2 separate regions of the Homo sapiens genome follow, and region 2 is linked to region 1. The links are chromatin loops, found by intact Hi-C in ENCODE. Cell type or tissue: endothelial cell of umbilical vein. All regions are shown on one strand. Links, peaks and the distances in the headings refer to the core of each region. The heading gives the core; the rest is flanking DNA.

Region 1 (10,304 bases), core at 1,427-9,426:
TTTTATTTTTTATTTTTTTGAGATGGAGTCTTGCTATGTCACCCAGGCTGGAGTACAGTGGCCTGATATTGGCTCACTGCAACCTCTGCCTCCCAGGTTCAAACGATTCTCCTGCCTCAGCCTCCCAAGTAGCTGGGTTTACAGGTGTGCACCACCACGCCCGGCTAATTTTTGTATTTTTCTTAGAGACAATGTTGGCCAGGCTGGTCTCGAACTCCTGATCTCAACTGATCCATCTGCCTTGGCCTCCCAAAGTGCTGGGATTACAGGTGTTAGCCACTGCACCCAGCCACAACCAGCTAATTTTTAAAAAATTTTTGTAGAGGCAGGATCTTGTGATGTTGGCCAAGCTGGTCTCCAACTTCTGAGCTCAAGCGATCCTCCCACCTCAGCCTCTCAAAGTGCTGGGATTACCAGCGTGAACCACCACGCCAGGCCTAATCTACTTCTTTTGTGTGCCAGAAGGTCTCGCTGGAGCTAGCACAAAACATGTGAGGGGCTGTGGAGCGACAAGGGAGGACTTGTGGGAATTTACTACTTGCTTCAACAAATATTTGGTGAGGGTCTATGATGTGTTAGATATCATTCTGGGTACTGTAGATACATCACAGAACAAAATGCAAAAGAAAAAAAAAATCTGCCCTGCAACGGGAGGCAATTTAAACAGAGGTGATCAGAGATGGCCTTGGCATGGAGATACCATCTGAACTCAGCTCTGAATGACTTACGGGGCTAGGCAGGGGAGGATCCGGAGTAAGAAGAGTGAGGACGGTGGTGGCCCAAGTCACAGAATAAACTATTTGCCCCAAGTCACAGCATAAACTATTGCTAGCCTGGGATTGGCTGCCCTTGGGCTAGGTGCCCACTCCTGGCCCAATCAGCTGTAGCCATGAGGTCCTGTGGCCTATGGGCAGAGCTGATCCATTAGGAGGCGCTGTTGATGGCTCTCACCCTCGAGTAGTGCCCTCATTTTACAGGTGGCCCCACTGAGAGCCTAATCGAGAGACTGCCCTGTCAAGTACGGCTTGCAGAAACACCGTCTGCCTTGCTCTGTTGTTTTTCTGTTTTATAATTGAGCCAACATTTAAAATGGGAAATTTAGGCCAGGTGCGATGGCTCAGGTCTGTAATCCCAACACTTTGGGAAGCCGAGGCAGGAGGATCGCTTGAGCCCAGGAGTCTGACACCAGCCTGGGGCAACATAGCGAGAACTCCTCTCTACAAAAAATAAAAATAGGCCGGGCACAGTGGCTCGCGCCTGTAATCCGAGCATTTTGGGAGGGTGAGGCAGGTGGAACACCTGAGGTCAGGAGTTTGAGGCCAGCCTGGCCAATGTGGTGAAACCCCGTTTCTACTGAAAATACAAAAATTATCTGGGCATGGTGGTGCGTGCGTGTAATCCCAGCTACTCGGGAGGCTGAGGCAGGAGAATCACTTGAACCCAGGAGGTTGAGGTTGCAGTGAGCTGAAATCACACCATTGCACTCAAGCCTGGGTGATAGAGTGAAACTCCGTCCCCCACAAAAAAATAAAAATAAAACAATTAGCCAGGCATGCTAGTTCATGCCTGTGTTCCCAGCTACTCCGGAAGCTGAGGCGGGAAGATCCCTTGAGCCCGGAAGTTCGAGGCCACAGTGAGCTATGATTGCACCACTGCACTTCAGCCTATGTGGCAGAATGAGACTCTGCCTCTAAACAAAATAATAAAGTGGGAAGTTTTTTTTTTTTTAAACAATCATCAAATCTGGCAACTCATATTCCTGCCAGGCACCAGAGGCTGGAGTAGCCAACCCTTCAGGTGGCGTCTTGCTTTCTCTACTGGATATGTGAGACTCATTTATGCTGACACCTGGCTCCTGTGGCCACATAACTCGCCACCTTGATTTAACGGTTTGTCCAGGAACACAGAGGAGCTGGTGGGAGTTGGGATGGGATCTCCCATCTGCCAGGGTGCTGCTTGCCTGCTGTGCCCCACTCCACCTTAACTCTGGCAACCACTCCTGGGGTGCCTGTCCTCTGTCCTGCTTCCAAAGCAGAGCAGAGAGCATAAGAGTGGGCTTCTAGTAGGCTCTGTCATCCTCTTCTGCCAGTGATATGTCATTCTTCCTGACTTAGGGTCCTTCAATCCCTTCTCATGAGCCACTAAAATGTGTTCAAAAGTCTTTCCTGAACAGAAAGGATGAGAGCTCTTGGGATAGGCCTGGGGCTGGGGAAGCAGGGGCCATATTTATTCCTCATGGTGTCCCTCAGGTCTGAGCACTGTGTGTGGCTCAGAAAGCCAGTCTGAATGGTGACTGATGCACCCAATGCTGTCTGCCAAGTCCAAAGCCCTCATAGAGGGACCTGGGCCTTGTCTAGGTGAAGGGACATTTTCCTTCTGGCCAAGAGACTTCCAGCAAGAGGCTGGAGGTGGGAGCTTAGTGGAATGGTGGGGCTGGGGCTCCTGCTTTTCCAGGAAGGTGGGCTTCAGAGAGTGAGCTAAGGAGGGTGGTGCAGGTGAGGCCTGAGAAGCAAAGCCCCAGTCTCTCAGGCAGCCTCCAGACTGGCCATGCCTGTTCCCTGCCTAGAAGCTTGCAGCTAGCCAGCTCAGCTCAGTTCCTGCAGGAGGTTCTAGATCTGTAGTGAATGAAGAAAGTGCATTTCAGGGGAGGGAAGGGGGGTGGGGAGTCATGGGCAGATGGAGACCCAAGGTTGGCTCAGATGTCCCTCTTGGATACCCTTGGATTTAGGGTCAAAGCCCCGCTCAAGGTAGGCCTCTGCCGGAGGGAGCAGACACATATGAGGGGCTCCTGAGTTCACATAACACATGTTTGTTGAACACCTACTATGTGCTGGGCACTGAGCTGGGCTTGTGACTGTAGTGACATAAATAAGTGATGATGAGATCTGTGACAGCACTGAGCAGAAGGACAGGACCGAGGGTCCTGGTAGGCAGGGAAGTCCTGTTGCAATAGGCCACATTTTAGCTGACTCTCGAAGGATGAAGAGGAGTTAGCTGCATAGAGTGGGGCAAGAGAGTCCAGACAGAGTATGGCAATGTGGGACGGTCCCAGGGCAAGCCCAGGGCTCCAGAGACTGGACATCCAGGTGGCTGGTTGTGTGTGGAGGGAGGAAGTGGAGAGGCTGGAGGCCACACAGAAACACAATAAACGTCTGGATTTTGCTCTGAGGCTGCAGGAGCCATGGATATGTAACCAGTGGGGTGGGGGGCTAGACACACAGTGGGTCTTGTGCTGAGAAGGGACAGCATGGAGGCAGGACACTTAGGGCAGACACAGGTCCGGGGACTCTGGTGCTGGTACCACTGCCTGGGCAGCAGTGTATGGTGGGATGTGAAAAATACCTGCTATCCTGGAACCTTCCCCGCAGCCCCCAGGGACAGTGAGCCCTGTCCCAGTGGACGAGTGTGGGCTGGGGAGGCTTTTGTGAATTCTGTTGTGGAAATCCATCTTCACCCTGGGAAATCGAGTGCCCTTCAAAGGCCCATGCTGGAGTTCGCCTTAATCTGGGCAGACACCTTGTGGTTGCATGTCCAGCTCATGTCATTTAAAAATTCTCTTTGAGATATCCCAGGGCTGGGGTTGCTTTGTAGCTTAGGAAATCCACAAAGGACTCAATTTCAACAGGGACTGGGCCCATCATGGCACACTGCTGAAAGGCCTGTCCACGAGGAAGCTCCAGACATACCACAGGCCCTCGGCGTCCTGCGACAGCCAACACTGGTGGTGGTGGTGTGTAGCAGTGGGCCATGTGTCCAGGTTTGGGAGGGGAGGCAGTTTCTAAGTGAGAGGCCCCCATCTCCCAGCGCCTCCCACCTGGAACCAGGATGCACAAAGGCATTTAGACACTTGCATCTGTGTCTGTCTTCCATGCGGGACGATTCGGCAGCTCTGGGGGTTTCTGAGGCTGGAAGGACTTCCCTGAGCAGTGGCCAAGCCAAGGGGTGGCTTAGGGGAACGTTTTTGTTGTTGTAGAGACAGAGTCTCCCTGTGTTGCCCAGGCTGGTCTCAAACTCCTGGGCTCAAGCGATCCTTCCACCTCAGCCTCCCAAAGTGCTGGGATTACAGGTGTGAGCCACTGCACCTGGCTGGCTTCAGAAAACTTAAACCCACCTCAAATCTCCACCAGCCCCCTCCAACCCCCTAGTTAAATGTATGGTCCAGGTAAAGACAATGTGCCTGTTCTTCAGCTTCAAAACCAGCCCCAGCCCCTGCTCCTAAGGCAGACTGCCAGCCCCCTAGCCTGTCAAGCCCTCCCCAATCTGGTGACCTGACTAGACAAGCAGTGGGCCTGGGATCCTCTGAGCTAGCCCACACCTGAAGCTTCCGGAGAGCCAAGCCCAGCTGATGGGGGCCCAGCTTGTCCCAAGGTGGTGGAGGTGGTGGTTTCAGCCTGGCGCCTCCACCCCCTCTTGCCTGCCTCCTCACAGACCCATTGTGTCCCAGCTTCAGAAGTCACCGTCTGCCCCCTTCTGGTGGCTGGAAATTCTCAGGAAGCCTCCGATGGCAGGAACTCCAGCACAGGTAATGGGGTGAAGGTGCAGGGCTCCACCACCTCCCTGTGCCCCTCCCCAACCCTGACTGTGGCAATTGGTTGCCCACCTTATCAGGACAGGAGCCACAAAGGTATGCCTTTCACCTTCCCTAAATACTGTCATATACAAGTCACAGAAACAGGATGGAAACGAGGGACATTCTCCACCTTGAATCTTGCGGTCCATTGCCAGGCCAGCCTCCCTTCAGTGACCTATAAATCAATTTAAAAAATAATATGCTAAGTACCCTGGCATAGTTAAATCACACCATTTGTGTGTTAGAAGCATTAATCTGTGAAAGCTATTTATGTAAGTACACTACAAAGGTGGAAATTTGTGTTGATGCTTCTTCATTTTTACCACATAGGAACACTCAAAACTGGAAACAGCCTGGCCTTGCATGCCGCCCAGGACCAGGCACCAACTGAGACATGTAGATGGAGGGGCTTTGTCTCAGAAAGGCCTGGAGCCCAGGACAGAATCTCCCTGTGTTGGCTCTCCGGAAGCTTCAAGTGTGGTCTGGCTCAGAGGATCCCAGCCCCACTCCTTGTCTCATCAGCTCACTGAGTAGGGGCAGGCTGGACAGGCTAGGAGATTGGCAGTCTGCCTTAGGAGCAGGGGCTGAGGGCTTGTCTTGAAGCTGAAGAACAGGCACACCGTCTTTACCTGAACCATAAATTTCACTCAGGGGTTGGAGGGGCTGGGGGAGATGTGAGATGGGTTTAAGTTTTCCTAGGCCAGCCAGGTGTGGTGGCTCACACTTGTAATCCCAGCACTTTAAGAGGCCGAGGTGGGAGGATCACTTGCCCAGAAGCTTGACACCAGCCTGGGTAACACAGGGAGACCCTGACTCTACAACCACAACAAAACTGTTCCCCTAAGCCACCTCTTGGCTTGGCCACTGCTCAGGGAAGCCCTTCCAGCCTCAGAGAGACCAGAGCCTAAAAGCTAGGACCCAGGGCTCTGGGGTGAGCAGATCTGGGCTCAAGGGCAGCCTTCTTCGATGACCAGCTGTGTGGCATTGAGCAACTGACTCAACCTCACTGCGTCTAGTTTGCTCATCTGTAAAATGGAGCCTTCCGGATCCAGTAGCAGGGAGGTTTGGAGGGGATTGCAAGTGTAAAGCACGCAGCTCTGGGCGAAAGCCCAGGGAATAGGAGCAACCTCTGTGAGAGCTCCACATGCTGGCCCTGAGCATGCTTTCACTGTGACACAACGAGGGTTAGACCCACGATCTCTCTGCCATGGACGAGGCAGCTGGAGATGAAAGCCAGGATTTGCCCAAGCAAATAGCCGGAGAGCTGCAGTGCCACGATGCCGCCCTTTACTTTTGGATTCCAAGACCACTGATCTTTCCTCGTCCCATGCCTGCTTTCCAGGTGACTTGGTCTGCTTTCCTTTTCCCATTCAGTTCACAGAGCACCGGGCAAGTGCCAGGTAGGGTGCCCAGGCCTGTAGGGGAGGGAGGACCGATTGGGCTCCAGCTCCCCAGGACTCATATTCTCCAGAAGAGAAGACAGAAAGACAGACGGATGCTCAAGCAGCTGCGTACCAGGTAGGTGCTGCTCAGCACGATCGCCAGGCAAGGCTGCGCAGGTAATGTGGCTCGGAGGGCGTGCAGGTCAGCCCCAGGTGTGGGGAGTCAGGAGGGAGGTCCTCAGGTTCTAGGAAAGAGAGAGAGGCACAGACACAGCCCATTTTCTGACAGAGTTGAGAGTTTGTCTTTCCGGAAGGAGGTGGCTGGCTGCACACGGCCCACTGCACAATTCTTAGAGGATGTCAGTCAAGTGATAAACACCCAGTCAAACAGGATTCAGTATGAAAGGGGGTCGCTGGTTCTAGTATCTGAAAATGCCAGGGTGCGGCTGCCTTCCAGCACCAGGACCCAGGGCCTCAGACAATCATATCAGGAACCTGCTCCTTGCCTGCGCTGTCCTCTGTGTCTTCACTCTCAGGCAGGTTCACCATCCTCTCCCTTAGGTTGTTCCCTACCCGATCCCAGTTCGAGGATGACGTCCTAAGGGTTTGGCAGTCCCACCAGAAAAGGTACATCTGCAGGGTTCCCAGGAAGTCCTGGCAGAAGTCCTGAGGAGAGCTCTCATTGGACTAGCTGGAATCACGGGACCATCCCTGAACCAATCACCAAGGCTAAGCCAACGGAATATGCTGATTGGCCAGGCCCAAGTCACATGACGGCCTCTGTAGCCAGGGCTTGGGAAGTCAGTCCCTGGGGTTGAGATGTTCCAAAGGGCTGTGAACCGAAAATCCCTGCAGAAGGAAACCACACATGTCCACTGCAAAAAGTGGTGTTTTGTTATCCTTGAGTTGTTGTGTGTTCATTTGTTTGGCTCTTTCATGCCTAGAAGTTGATATTTTATGCTCAAACACAGAAAAAAGTACAAGCACCAATTGGCAACCTGTGGACTGAGACCCCTGACACTGGCTGCTTGAAAAAGGCCCCAGGGTGGACAAGAGCTGCACCACTGAATCTCCAATCCCAGAACACCAGGCTTTTGGCCCCATGCAGATCTGGGGCTGCCCAGACACCCATAGCTCCCTGGACAGCCTGGGTCTTAGCTCCTGGCATCCCACCCCTGGCAACCTGGACCCATGAAGCCCCAACACTGATGCATCTTCTACTCTAAGAAGGAGTTCAGGGTGCGCTGTGCTTCTAGGAAAAAGACTGATCTATGATGCATATTTTCTCACATGATATTTTAAAGTTCCTTAAATTAGTATCTGTTTTACAATTATTAAGCACCTTTCACAGCAGGATAGCTCTTTTTCTCCTCTCAGCTCCTACCCATTCCCCAACAAAATCTGTCACTAGGTAGATGAGATCTTAGTAGCAAAGAAGTAGGGTATAAGTTTTAAAAAACTGTTCTGACTGCAGAAAATCCAAAAGAATGGAACAAAAATTCCTCTTGAAATTAAGCAATTATAGCAAGGTTGCAGGATAAAGGTTATTATACAAAAGTCAGTCACTTTCCTATATACTAGCAATGAACAAGTAGAATTTGAAATTAAAAACACAATACCATTTAGATTAGCACCCAAAAGAATGAATTAGGCATAAATCTAACAAAATATGCAAGAATATTTATATGAGAGGAACTAAAAAACTCTGATGAAAGAAATCAAAGAAGAAATAAATAATAGAGAGTAGTATTATTTGTTTATGGATAAGAAGCCTTAATTGTATCAAGATGTCGGTTCTTCCCAAATTCTATAGATTCAATGCAATCCCAGTTAAAACTCCAGCAAGTTATTTTATGGATATCAATAAACTGATTCTAAAGTTTATATGAAAAGGTAAAAGACCAAAATAGCTAACTTGATACCAAAGCACAGTCAGAGGACTGCCCCTACCTGAATTCAAGACTTACGGTAAAGCTACAGTAATGAAGACTGAGGTATTAATGAAAGAATAGACAACTAGATTAATGGAACAGAATAGAGAGCCCAGAAATAGACCCACATAAATATAGTCAATTGATCTTCGACAAAGGAGCAAAGGCAATTCAAGGGAGTAAAGATGGTCTTTTCAACAAATGGTGCTGGAAAAACTGTACATCCACATGCAAAAAGGTGAATCTAGACACACACCTTACACCCTTCACAAGAATTAACTCAACACAGACCTTACATCCTTCACAAGAATTAACTCAAAGTGGATCAGAAATCTAAACATAAAATGAAAAACTATAAAATCCTAGAAGATAACATAGGAGAAAATTTAGGTGACCTTGGGTTTGGCAATGACTTTTAAAATGCAACATCAAAGGCATAATCCATGGAAGACATAATTGATAAGCTGGATTTCATTAAAATTAAAAAGCTTTGGCTCTCTGAAAGACACTGTCAAGATAATGGGAGGGCAAGCCACAGACTGGGAGAAAATATTTCCAAAACACATATGTGATAAAGGACTGTTATCTAAAATAGACAAAGAACTCTAAAACCTCAACAATAAGAAAACAGACAACCTGATTAAAAAATGGGCAAATGACCATCTTTTGCCACAACAGACACCTCACTGAAGAAGATATACAAAGGGCAAATAAGCACATGAAAAGATGCTCAATATCACTGTCATTAGGGAAATGCAAATTAAAACAACGATGAGATACCACTACACACATATTAGAATGGCCGAAATCCAGAACACTGACAGCACCAAATGCTGGTGAGGATGTGCAACAACAGAGACTCTCATTCATTGCTGGTGGGAATGCAAAATGGCGTGGCTGCTTTGGAAAGCAGTCTGGCGGTTTCTTATAAAAGGAAACATACTCTAACCATATGATCCAGGAATAACACTCCTTGGTATCTATCTCAAATGAATTGAAAATTTGTGTCCCCACAAAAGCCTGCCCATATATGCTTATGGCAGCTTTATTCATAATTGCCAAAACTTGGAAGCAATCAAGATGTTCTTCAGTAGGTAAATGGATAAATCAACTGTGACACAACCCGAAAATGGAATATTATTCAGAACTAAAAAGAAATAAAGCCAGGCATAGTGGCTCATACCTGTGATCCCAGCACTTTGGGAGACTGAGGCAGAAGGATCACTTGAGGCCAGGAGTTTGATACCAGTCTGGGCAACATAGGGAGACCTCATTTCTACAAAATATAAAAATAAACTAATCGAGTGTGGTGATGCACACCTGTGGTCCCAGCTACTTGGGAGGCTGAAGCAGGAGGATCGCTTGGGCCCAGGATGTCAAGGATGCAATGAGCTGCAATGGCACCACTACACTCCAGCCTGGAGTGAGACTGCATCTCAAAAAAAAAAAAAAAGAAAAAAGAAAAAAAAAAAGAATTATCAAGCCATGAAAAGATGTGAAGGAATCTTATATTCATATTACTAAGTGAAAGAAGCCAAGCTGAAAGGATATGTACATACTGTATGATTCCAACTCTATGACATTCTGGAAAAGGCAAAATTATGGAGCCAGTAAAATGATCAGTGGTTGCCAGGGGTTGGGGGGAGGGCAGGATAAATAGAGCATAGAGGATTTTCAGGGCAGTGAAACTACTCTGTATGATACCAGAATAGTGCATAGATGTCATTATGTATTTGTCCAAACGCATAGAATGCACAACACCAAGAGTGAACCCTAATGTAAACCATGGGTTTTGGATGATAATGATGTGTCAGTGGAGGTTCATTAGTGGTAAAAAATGCACCCGTCTGGTGGAGGATGTTGATAATGAAGGAGGCTGTGCATGTGTACAAACTGGAAATACATGGGAAATCTCTGTACCTTCTGCTTAATTTTCCAGTGCACCTAAAACTGCTGTTAAAAAAAAAAAAACAAGTCTATTGCAAAAACAAAAACTAATTGTTCTGATTATCTACTGCAGCACAACAAACCACCCAAAATTTAGTGGCTTAAAACAACAACAGTCATTTTTGTTATCTGTCATGGTTCTGGAGCTTAACTGGGTTCAGCTCAGTTCTCACTCAGGGTCTTATACATGGTTGCACTCAGGTGGCATCTGAGGCTGGAGTCATCTGCAAGTTTCCCTCACTCACTTTTGATGCCTTAGGTCCACTGGGACCTCAGTAGGGGCTGTCAGCCCGCATATCTACATGTGACCTCCCGATACACATGTCTACACATGACCTCCCCATGGACAAACCTACACATGACCTCCTCATGTGGCCTGGGCTTCCTTGAAGCATAGTGGCCAGTTTCCAAAGGTGAGCATCCCTGGAGAGGGAGGGAGGGAAGGGAGGAGGAGTCGGGGGAGCTGGTGGGAGC
Region 2 (10,304 bases), core at 1,470-9,469, 1.2 Mb before region 1:
ACTACAAGCTAGATGTATGAGCTTGGTGAGTCGAGTGTGGGCTGCTAGCCACACCCAGGCACCCTCAAGTAGTGATAATGATAGTCCTGTTCTCCCTCACCACTGCTGGATTGTCATCTCCACTACTGCTGGCTTTGGTAGTCTCCATTGTGCCTGGATTTATGTGTCACCCCCTTTCGATTTAGGGTTCTGCACAAGAGCACTGGTTTGGCTTACTTTGAGCATGGACCAGATGCAAGGAGTGGAGAAGGGGAAATACACATCTCCTTTGGCTGCAATAGTGAGATTTTGGCTGCTGCCTCCCTGTGGTTTGGGTTCCACTCAATTGGAGAAATATTTTCATGCTAGGTAGCCTAACAAAAGACAACAGTATAACTGCAAAGTGTGCAAAGTACAGATGCACAGGTTGTTCACTGCAGAACTGTTTTTTCAGTGAATCACTTACTCTTAGTTCATAGCATAGAAAGCATCAAGGAAAGAATGGAAACATATTTTTCATTTTCTCAATTACACAGTATGTTTCTTAGTGAAAAAATACAAAAATTCATTGAAAAAAATCTTCAACCAATATGTCCCACACAGCACTCTAAGAGATAAGGAGTAGGAAGTTTTAGCTTTAACTTACAGGTCTGGAGACAGAGGCCTGGAAAAAGGACAAGAGAAGCCATAGCCCCTCTCCTCGAGCTTTGCCCTATAGAGCACAGTGTCCTTATAATTCAGAGGTCAGTAAATTCAACCCTACCCTTCCCTCCCCTCCCCTTCTTTTCTTTTCTTTTTTCTCTTTTCTTTTTGAGGCAGAGTCTCCCTCTGTTACCCAGGCTAAGGTGCAGTGGCACAATCATGGATCACTGCAGCCTCAGCCTCCTGGCTCAGGAGATCCTCTCATCTCAGTCTCCTGAGTAGCTGGGACTACAGGTGTGCACCACCATGCCCAGCTAATCTTTAAATTTTTTTGTAGAGATAGAGCCTTGCTATGTTGCCCAGGCTGGTCTTGAATTCCTGGGCTCAAGTGATCCTCCTGCCTTGGCTTCCCAAAGTGCTGGGGTTACAAGCGTAAGCCACCACACCTGGCCTAGCAAACTTTTTCTATAAAAAGACAGATGGTAAATATTTTAGACAGTCACAACTACGCAATTCTGCCACCATGGCACCATACACATTGTACTCTAAATGCATAGTGTCCACTGGGGTTCTGCAGGGCACAGCAGTTGCAACTGTGTAGTAATCAAACTCATTCACCTTCTCTTTCTGGCATTCTGTGAATGCTGACTCAGCAGTCCTCAGTCCCTTTTCTCTTCAGAGAACATCACATCAAATTCAGAATTATACCAACATTATCAATACATTGAGTAGGAACAAAGATTTAATTATTGGCTCCTTAATGTGACTTAGGTTGAAATATGCCAACTGTCATTCAAATGTTTTCACAAATACAAAATGGCAAGTTGATCATTTGCGTGTTTCCAGAGAGTTTGCTTCATTTAGGTGATCTGTCTCTTTTTTCAACCTTTACAAAATTTAGTTTCTTCTGTTCAGAGGAATTTGCTCTGGAAACACCATGGGATGTCATGAAAGAAGTTAATATTTAAACTTGCTGCAGACATGTTTATATTGAATGCTCAATTTTGAATGCCAAAGGAAGGAGAGAGATTTTTAGTGATTTTCATCAACACAAATGCCTTCAACAGTTGTTAAGGGTTTAAAATGAGAGTTTTAAAGGAGACAGTTTTTCCTCCAACTGTCCTACAAAAATCCTGTACTTTGCTCTCCTTGGTTGAGCTGTTTACATTCATTTTCCTGAGTTTAATAACAGAAAATTATTTTCCACTATTTTTTCTAGAAGCCTATGTTTTGACATAAAACCAAGAAGCATTTCCACTTCTTACATTTTAGTTTCCTCACTTCTCAAAGCAAAAGTAGTTCAATTAAATATCATTGGAGGGCTCCTTCGAGGCAGAGACCTTTAGAAATTGCTCTAACCCTTTAACATTTAGAAAAGCATATTTATAGAAGCAGAATGTCTTTGCAGTATGTGCTTGCTGTTCAGAGAGGGAAAAACTCCCTGCACTTTACTTTGAAGAATGAAGTAATTCCATTTCAAAGCTGGCCATTAGGAGTAATGGAGAGGCTGCCCAGATAGAGCCTCAAGTGTCATGGGCCCATCAGACTGGATTCATGTTTAGGTTTTAAATTAACTTCAAGGAGAGGGACCACTTCTGTTTTCACTGGGTTAGGGGAACAAACATCAGGGTAGAGATTTTGGCGGGGGGGTAGATTTTTGAAATCACAAGAGGAAATTTCCTCCATGCTAAGTGGGGGAGTGTGTACCCCATCCATCCTCTCATTCTCCTACTTATCCATCCTCCCTCTTTCATCCAGCTCTTCAGTTGTCCCAGAATTTATTCAATAAAGTTTATTGAGCACTTACTGTGTATCAGCTCATATATGGGAATAGTGCAGAGAAACACGGAATGCCAGAAAAACAGATTCAGGGACAGCAAGGGATAAAAGGGAGGGAGGGGAAGGAAGTATAGCAGGGTGGAGCTAGGGAGGTGGTGACAGCAAGAGGAAGTGGGTCTGATGTATTTTTACATCAGCATTTTAAGCTTTTTCAGATTCACCCTCCAATTACTTGATGCGGTTTCTCTGCTGTGTAGAATTTCCATGACCAACTGCATAGACGCCAGGGCCTGCTTGGGGGTGGAGGTTGGGAGGAGGGTGAGGATTTAAAAAGCACCTATTTGGGCCAGGCGCAGTGGCTCACGCCTGTAATCCCAACACTTTGGAAGGCTGAGGCAGGCAGATCACTTGAGGTCAGGAGTTCGAGGCCAGCCTGGCCAACATGGTGAAACCCCGTCTCTAATAAAAATACAAAAATTAGCCTGGCATGGTGGTGCATGCCTGTAATCTCAGCTACCCGGGAGGCTGAGGCAGGGGAATCGCTTGAACCCAGGACGTGGAGGTTGCAGTGACCGAGATCACCCCACCACACTCCAGCCTGGGTGACAGAGTGAAACTCCGTCTCAAAAAAAAAAAACCCACAAAAAACAAAAAACAAGCCAAACCCGCCCCCCCGCAAAACAACAACAATAAAACCACCTATTTGTTACTAAGCTCATTACCCGGGTGATGAAATAATATGTACACTAAATCCCTATGACATGCAATTTACTCATGTAACAAATCTTCGCATGTACCCCTTGAACCTGAAATAAATGTTGGAAGGAAAATGAAAATATACACATAAAACAACAATCATAACAATAAAAACCCTAAATATACATTGACACCAGGGACTATGCTGGGCCTTGGTATATAGTGGTGGAAAAAGAAAAAGACATGTTCTCTGGCCTTGATGGAGTTTACAGCCTAGTGAGGAACAAATACAAGCAAATCAATATCTATTTATAGTTGTGATACAGGCCACAGAGGAAAAGTGTGAAAGTGCAGTGATGATTTATTGAACATTCATTGCAAGCCAGGTACTGTTCTAGGTGCTTAAATGTGTCATATCTCATTTATTCCTCAAAACAAACCTATTTTATTTCCGTTTTTACAGACGAGGAAACTGAAATACAAAACCGTGAGCATGGGGAGACTTTGTTGTGATCAGAGAAGGCATCCTGAGGAACACACACGTGAATAGGGGTTAGCTAGGCGAAGACAGGGGAGGAATGTTCTGGGCAGAGGTAATGAACAGCTCGTGTGAAAGTCCTGGGGCAGGAAAGAGCCATGGAGAAAGTCAGTCAGCCAGTGAGGGGCCTGGAAAGGAATGGATGATGACATCAGGATAGGGTGGGCAATGGAGGGCGTTGTAGGCTGGGCAGGGAAGAGGTAGGTGGTCATTATAGGAAGAATGGGGTGGCACTGAGGAGGTTCGGCAGGGATAGTGTGAAGCACAGCTCCAAGCAGAAGCCCTGAAATAGAAATATAGTTCTTGGCTGTCTGTCCACTTGTGGCTGACAAGCTCTCTCTGTGGTGTCTAAGCTTGCTGCAGGATGACACCTCCAACAATTCATGTTTTGCAGATTATAGTTTCCTCATTATTTGAAAATACTTAATGTTAAAAGGCTGGGTTGAATTTGAAAAACTTTTGCATTATTACAAGAAATTTCCACATGCCAAAGAGCTATTAGATCCTTTAAGTATAACTTCAACAATTTTGGAATTGTTAAAATATTAAAAATGTTTCATTGTTACCTGTGCATACAAGTTTTCCCATGGATGATGACCACTGGGAATTTGGAGAAATCATCATTAACAAGTCTTTATCAGAAATTGCGTGGTCATTTCAAGCATAAAATATAATGCAAAAAAGTTACATTTACCAAAGCAAGCCCAAGCTTCTTAATTAAAACATTAAAAATATTTTAAACGGAGAGCTTATAAATTTTTTGCTTCCCGCAGAGATCCCTCAAGGGGAAGCCAGGGCCTCCTGTCCAGTGGGGCCTCAACAGGAAAACACACCACTGTGGGAGCCGGTGTCCTTGCGGCTCTCAATAACCACGCCTCCTTCCACACGGCCCTCTCCAGGTTCCCAAAGCAGGCTGTCTGTTCTTGTTCCTAACGGTAGGGGTCATCATTTCCCTTTTGTAATTTTTTGGAGACCAAAGCCAGTGCCTTCACAGGCTTAACTATATTTTTCCTTTTTTTTTGTTTATGGCATTAATCCTGAGGTTAGGGTCGGCCTGTGGTGAGCAATAATACATTTACCCTTTGACTTCGTGCACTAAGATGTAATTGATCATTTGAGGTCTCATTTGCAGGAGCTGGGAGCCTTAGTTCAGTTTAAGATAAATGGAGACAGGAGGACCCTTGTTTTAGTGATGTGTTGAAGAGAGCAAAGCACAGATATGACTGACTTATTTTATGAATTCCACTATCCCTCTCATCTTTATTTAAAAGCAAAAAAAATTTTTCTTTCACTAAGTGATTTGTTATTTAACATTTTATAGCCAGAGTCAGATCCTGGTGAGGGTAATTTCCCTTAGAATGCACATTAGTGTCTAGTTGGTAAATAAACTTGAGGCATTTTTATATTAGGCATAAAATAAAGATGAAAACGTTGACTTCTAAACCAAACCATAGCATAGAATTCTACATGGCACATGCTGTGTTGCTCCTTTGATTATAATTTTGTTGCCGCTTCCATTACAAAACAATTATCCAATGCATTTTAACTCGAACATAAAGAGCCATTTCTGGTGAAATGACAGTAACCGAAACTATTTGTTGAAAGCCTACTCAACCAACAAACAACATCATCTCTTCTGTAATCTTAATCTTCACAATGTTCCTGAAAAGTAGGTATCACTAGATTTGATAGACAACGAGACTGTGCCAAAGAGAAAAAAGGAAAAGATAAAATGACAAAACTAATAAGGGGGTAGAACTAAAATTCAAACCCATGTCTCAGACACTCAAAAGGCCCCTGATCTTGCCATGATACCACTTTGGGTTCTGAATGCTTTTATGAATGCTTTGCCTTTCCCTCTTATTTTTTTTTCTTTCCCTCTTTTTCATTTTCCTTTTTGGTTTGTTTTTCTTGTTTGCCAGTTTGAGGCTCTAGACATAAGATCTTTTCAATTCACACAAATAATGTGTGTCTGGACATTAATTTGGCCTGAGACTTAAGGAACATCCTTAGAGTAGTCTAGTTAGTTTCTTTCTCCTCCTAAGAGGGAAACAGTATGTGCTCAGTATATTTTTAATCTTCTCAGTGGATGCAGCAGCCAATTGAATTCTTCAGGGATTTAGTTTCTTCTGCCCATGGGGCATTCTCCCTTTATCCTTGAGCAACAAAACTGGTTATTGAAAGAGAACCTTGGCCCAGCAGGTCCTGGGGTAAGTAAAGAGCCCCAGATAAAGAAGTTTATCCCCTGAATGACTGGCCTATATCAGGCCCCTGGGGAGTTCCCATTTAATGCCCTTGATTGGACCACCCTGACGCTCAGGAGTCTGTGATGGGGCTCTACAGATGTAATGACTGCATGGGGCTTTCTGCAGGGTTGTCTCATCCAGGTATCCCAGGATGATTCTGGTCTGTGGCCAAGCAGATGCCATCTTCATGAATTCTTGCTTTTTTGCATAGTGGGGAGAGTGGGGCAGAGGACTCCCCATTCTTCCATAGTTAATGCTTTTCCCATCTCAGAGAACAGCCTGCCTAACTGTCCTCCCTCTGAGGCCAATTTCAGGTTCAGACATTGAGGCTCTGCATCCAACTGTGTCCTTGGAGGAACACAAGATGCCAACTCTTCTTTCCTCCTGCCCCTTGCCACTAGAGTCCCAGGAGTGTCTCCATTTGTAATGAAACTCTAGGATATAAGAGTTCACAATCTTATATAGTATTATTTGATTATTTAAATTTGTTAAATATTTGTCTTTCTTTGCAGCTAATTTATATAGTGCATGCTATAAGGTAAACCTGTTTCCCTACTTCCTTGGATAGAGGTCAGAAGAAACTCATTGATGTTCCGTAGGGTATGAACCTGCTGAACACTGTAAAAATAATACAGAATTATAAGGTGCAATACAGAATAGGAAATGTGCAAAGTGCCTTCCGGGACTCCATGAATAGGCATTTAACAAGGAGTAAACTGAGGCTCACAGACATTAGGGGATTTGTCTAGGTCACACAGCTAGGTCCTCAAACGAGAAAATAGGCTGGAACAGCCTGGAGAAGAGAATTTTCAAGAGAAAGAGAATCTGATTAAAGTTCATATAACTACTAAGGAAATGGAGGGAGTGAGCATGATCCTGTTGAATGATGCTTGGAAGATCTTTTCATATATATATATTGAAATGGAGTCTTGCTCTTGTCGCCCAGGCTGGAGTGCAGTGGCACAATCTTGGCTCACTCCGACCTCTATCTCCCGGGTTCAAATGATTCTCCTGCCTCAGCCTCCCAAGTAGCTGGGATTACAGGCATGTGCCACCATGCCTGGCTATTTTTTTTTTTTTTTGTGGAGACCAGATTTCACTATGTTCCCCAGGCTGGTCTTGAACTTCTGACCCCAGGTGATCCGCCCTCCTTGGCCTCCCAATGTGCTGGGATTACAGGTGTGAACCACCACGCCTGACCCTTTTCTCATCTTTTAATATGAACTTGGCCTTCAGGTCCCAGCTCCAGTATCCTAAGCCTTCCTTTACACCCTTCTAGATGGAGCTAATCACTGCTCCTTGGTTTTCCGTGACACTGGATTCTTAAGGATCCTTCTTAGAGCATCCAACTCACTATTGTGTTATTGTCCTCTGTGTTAGTCAGGGTTCTCCAGAGAAACAGAAACAAGATGTGTGTATACAGAAAGGTTTACTTGAAAGAATTGACTCATGTGACTGTGGAAACTTGGTGAGCTTAAAATCTGATGGGTAGGCTGGAGACCCAGGGAAGCAGGGAAGAGTTTCAATTTGAGTCCAAAGGCTGTCTGCTGGCAGAATTCCTTCTTATGTAGCGGAAGTCCGTCTTTGTTCTATTCAGGACTTCAACGGAGTGGATGAAGCCCACCCACATGGCTGTCTGCTTCACTCAGAGTCCACTGATTTAAATGTTAATCTTATCCCAAACACCATCGCAGGAATATCCAGAATAATGCTTCATCAAATATCTGGGTGCTGTGGTCCAGGCAAGTTGCCACATAAAATTAACCATCACATCCCCATTCCTGGGTCTGTCTTCACTGCTAGACTGTGGGGTCCTCTGGGCCAGGGACTGTCTTTTATCTTTCTTTCCAGCACTCAGAAAGAACATACAGCAGGTACTCAATACATTCATTTTGATTTGAAAAAAAACAAACAAAATAAACAAACACCCCAAATTGCTTTCAAAAAAGTATTCCTTTTATTCCTACTGCAATTCTCTGCATTCCCCTACTCTTTAATAAGAGGAAACAGAGGCTTAAGGAAATATACCCACGATCACAAACCAGATAAGTGGCAGAGTTCTAGGCTGTGTGCTTTTTGCACTATATAGCACAATGTCCTTTGATTTGATAAAAATGTCAGAGGAGGTGGTCCGGGGTCTGGGGTATTCTGAATCAATGTCTTACAGAAACTGTTATTCAAAATCTAGCCCAACTGTGCTCAGCAACAATGAGAATTTTATTAAGACCTATCATTTGCCTATTAAAATCAATCAGTTATTTTCTGAACAGCTGCTAAATGCCTGTCCTTGACTGGAGACAGGTGATTGATGTATTTCCCTATCCCTCTATTCCTCCATTTCTCAATTCCTCCATCTTCTCCTCCCTCTCTCTCTCCAGCCAATACTTACTGAACATCTACTATGCACCAGGCCCCGGGGGAGGTGCTGGGGCCACAGCGAAGGCTAAGACCTGGTCCTGTTCTCAAGATGCTCATAGTCAGGGTGGTGGTGGGGGGAAGCAGGTGTGTCATCCACTAGCCACAAGGGCTCAACTGCAGCACCCATCTCTAGAGGCAGGGAAGCCTGTGAGCATCATAATGGCTATGATCCCAGCAGGGACTTGGGATCCAGTAGGAATGCCTGTGGGCAGTGAGAATGACCTCTGGGATTCTCAGGCATGTCACAGGCAGGAGAAAGAGAATGAAGGAGATGTGCTATCCTTTGCCCTTTATTTGAGTCTGAGAAAGGCCACATATCTTTGCCAAGGGCAGCATTGCCCTCTGACAGCCTGATCTTTTTAGCATTTTTATCATCATCACCATCATCAATTATTATATGAATATTTATTATCAGATATTCAGAATCATTTGGTTGTAGCAGGCTATTTGGAGCTTCCCTTTCCTTCCATTTTTCTTCCCTTCTCAGCTCCTAACCCCAAAGCCACATGGAGACAGTTACCTAATTACTCTCAATTGAGTTCTCTTTTCAGTGTTTCTTTTTCATGGACAGCTCCACCTGCAAAGCCTGGTGGGTGGAAGGTAGCTTTCATCCACATCAGCCTTACAAGGACCTCTGAACCTTCTCACACACTCTTCTATGTGCTTGGCACACTCTTCCTTTTACATGGCTCTTCCTCATCCTTTTATGTCCTAACTCAGATGTCACCTCTTTGGAAAGACTATTCCTCTACCCCTCCCAATCGGCAGTAGCTCCTTTCCCATTTGCTTCTCACTGCCTCTTATTGTCTGGTTTATTTAATTGTGTAAGGCCTCCCCCACTAGAATACAAGCTCTGTGAGGGCAGTGACATTGTCTGTCTTCTTCAATGTGCTGAGAACAGTGCCTTGCATGTACAGAGTATTCCATTCAGTATTTATTGAATAACTGCAAGAATGGTCGAAGCCACATATCCTGTCACTGCATGGCTCAGCACCTCTGACCCCCTGTCCCTGCTAGAACAGCCTTATGACAAGTGACTCATTACTTCCCACTCCTCATTCAGGTGGTTCTGATTCAGGACCCTTCATGGACAGCAGAACTTTGAATAGAGGTTTTCCAGCCATGCTGAGCCATCCATCCTGAACTCTTTGGCACCTTCCTATGGGTTGGGTGGTGATGTACCCTTGCTGTCTCCTGCCCACATTCCCAACTAGACTATGAGCTTCTCAAGGCCTTGACATGCTATTTCATATCTCTGACAGCACTAGGTGTTCAGAAAATACCTGTAGGTTATCCAGTTGTGACTGTTTTAAAACCTGTAACTGTCCAGATTTGGATAGAGTCAAGCAGCTCTCTGATCATCCCCCATCTACAAGTGACAAACTCCTAATAGTATAGTGGAGTGAATAGGAATTTGATCTTGGGAGTCAGTCAGTTTGGATATAAGTTCCAGCTCTGCTACTGTGACTTCAGGGCAAGTAACTTAACCTATCTGAGACTCAATTTCCTCATCTGTAAAATGGGCATAATAATAGTGCCCATTTTCAAGAGCTCATGAATGGAGGAAGGTGTCCTGGACATGTCTGGAGAGCCAGAAGGGTGGGGAAGAATTACTTTCAAGCTGTTGCTGTATTACAAACGCTTATTGAATATGGTGGACTCTTAAGAGCAGGAAGAATCTTGCTGCTGGTGGGTGGCAGAGGATGGTGATGGGACAGGAACAATATGAATATGACAAAAATCACAATAAGGACTGTAGAGGGTTGCTCTGCCTCACAGGGTCATGCAGATTTGGGAGTCTCAATCACAGCCTTGGAACTCCAGGCAAAGGGTAGACTGTGCTAAGCTGCCTGCTCTGTTTAAAAGAGGTGACCTCTATAATAATCTTAGAAATGTTTCCACCAAGAATAATTAAAATAAAAACACATATGTAGACTCATACTCACATAAACTGGCATGTAAACTGAAACTTTTAAATCTACCAGATCGTGAAATCTTTGAGGGGC

Evidence for each region. A loop is a pair of places that touch in the nucleus more often than their neighbours do. Peaks named below come from ENCODE experiments on the same cell type or tissue, not always from the same donor. Only the 100,000 strongest peaks of a DNase experiment are listed, where the experiment ranks them.
Region 2: a loop joins it to region 1, with 14 times the contacts of the local background. A loop is called at or near these places in 2 of 110 quality-filtered maps.

The regions. Positions count from the first base shown.
Region 1 is chr16:49,917,569-49,927,872 of GRCh38, forward strand. No RefSeq gene overlaps it. Among named protein-coding and RNA genes, the nearest start is that of ZNF423, 67 kb to the left of the region's middle. RefSeq lists an enhancer at 4,038-4,769 and silencers at 5,446-5,629, 6,612-6,784. In endothelial cell of umbilical vein, for the core only: a CTCF peak has its summit at 4,479 (motif pointing left); a DNase peak (open chromatin) is centred at 4,453.
Region 2 is chr16:48,683,075-48,693,378 of GRCh38, forward strand. The region is part of intron 1 of LOC105371240 (a long non-coding RNA gene); the gene reads left to right. Among named protein-coding and RNA genes, the nearest start is that of N4BP1, 78 kb to the left of the region's middle. RefSeq lists a silencer at 4,447-4,566. In endothelial cell of umbilical vein, for the core only: a CTCF peak has its summit at 4,581; a DNase peak (open chromatin) is centred at 4,587.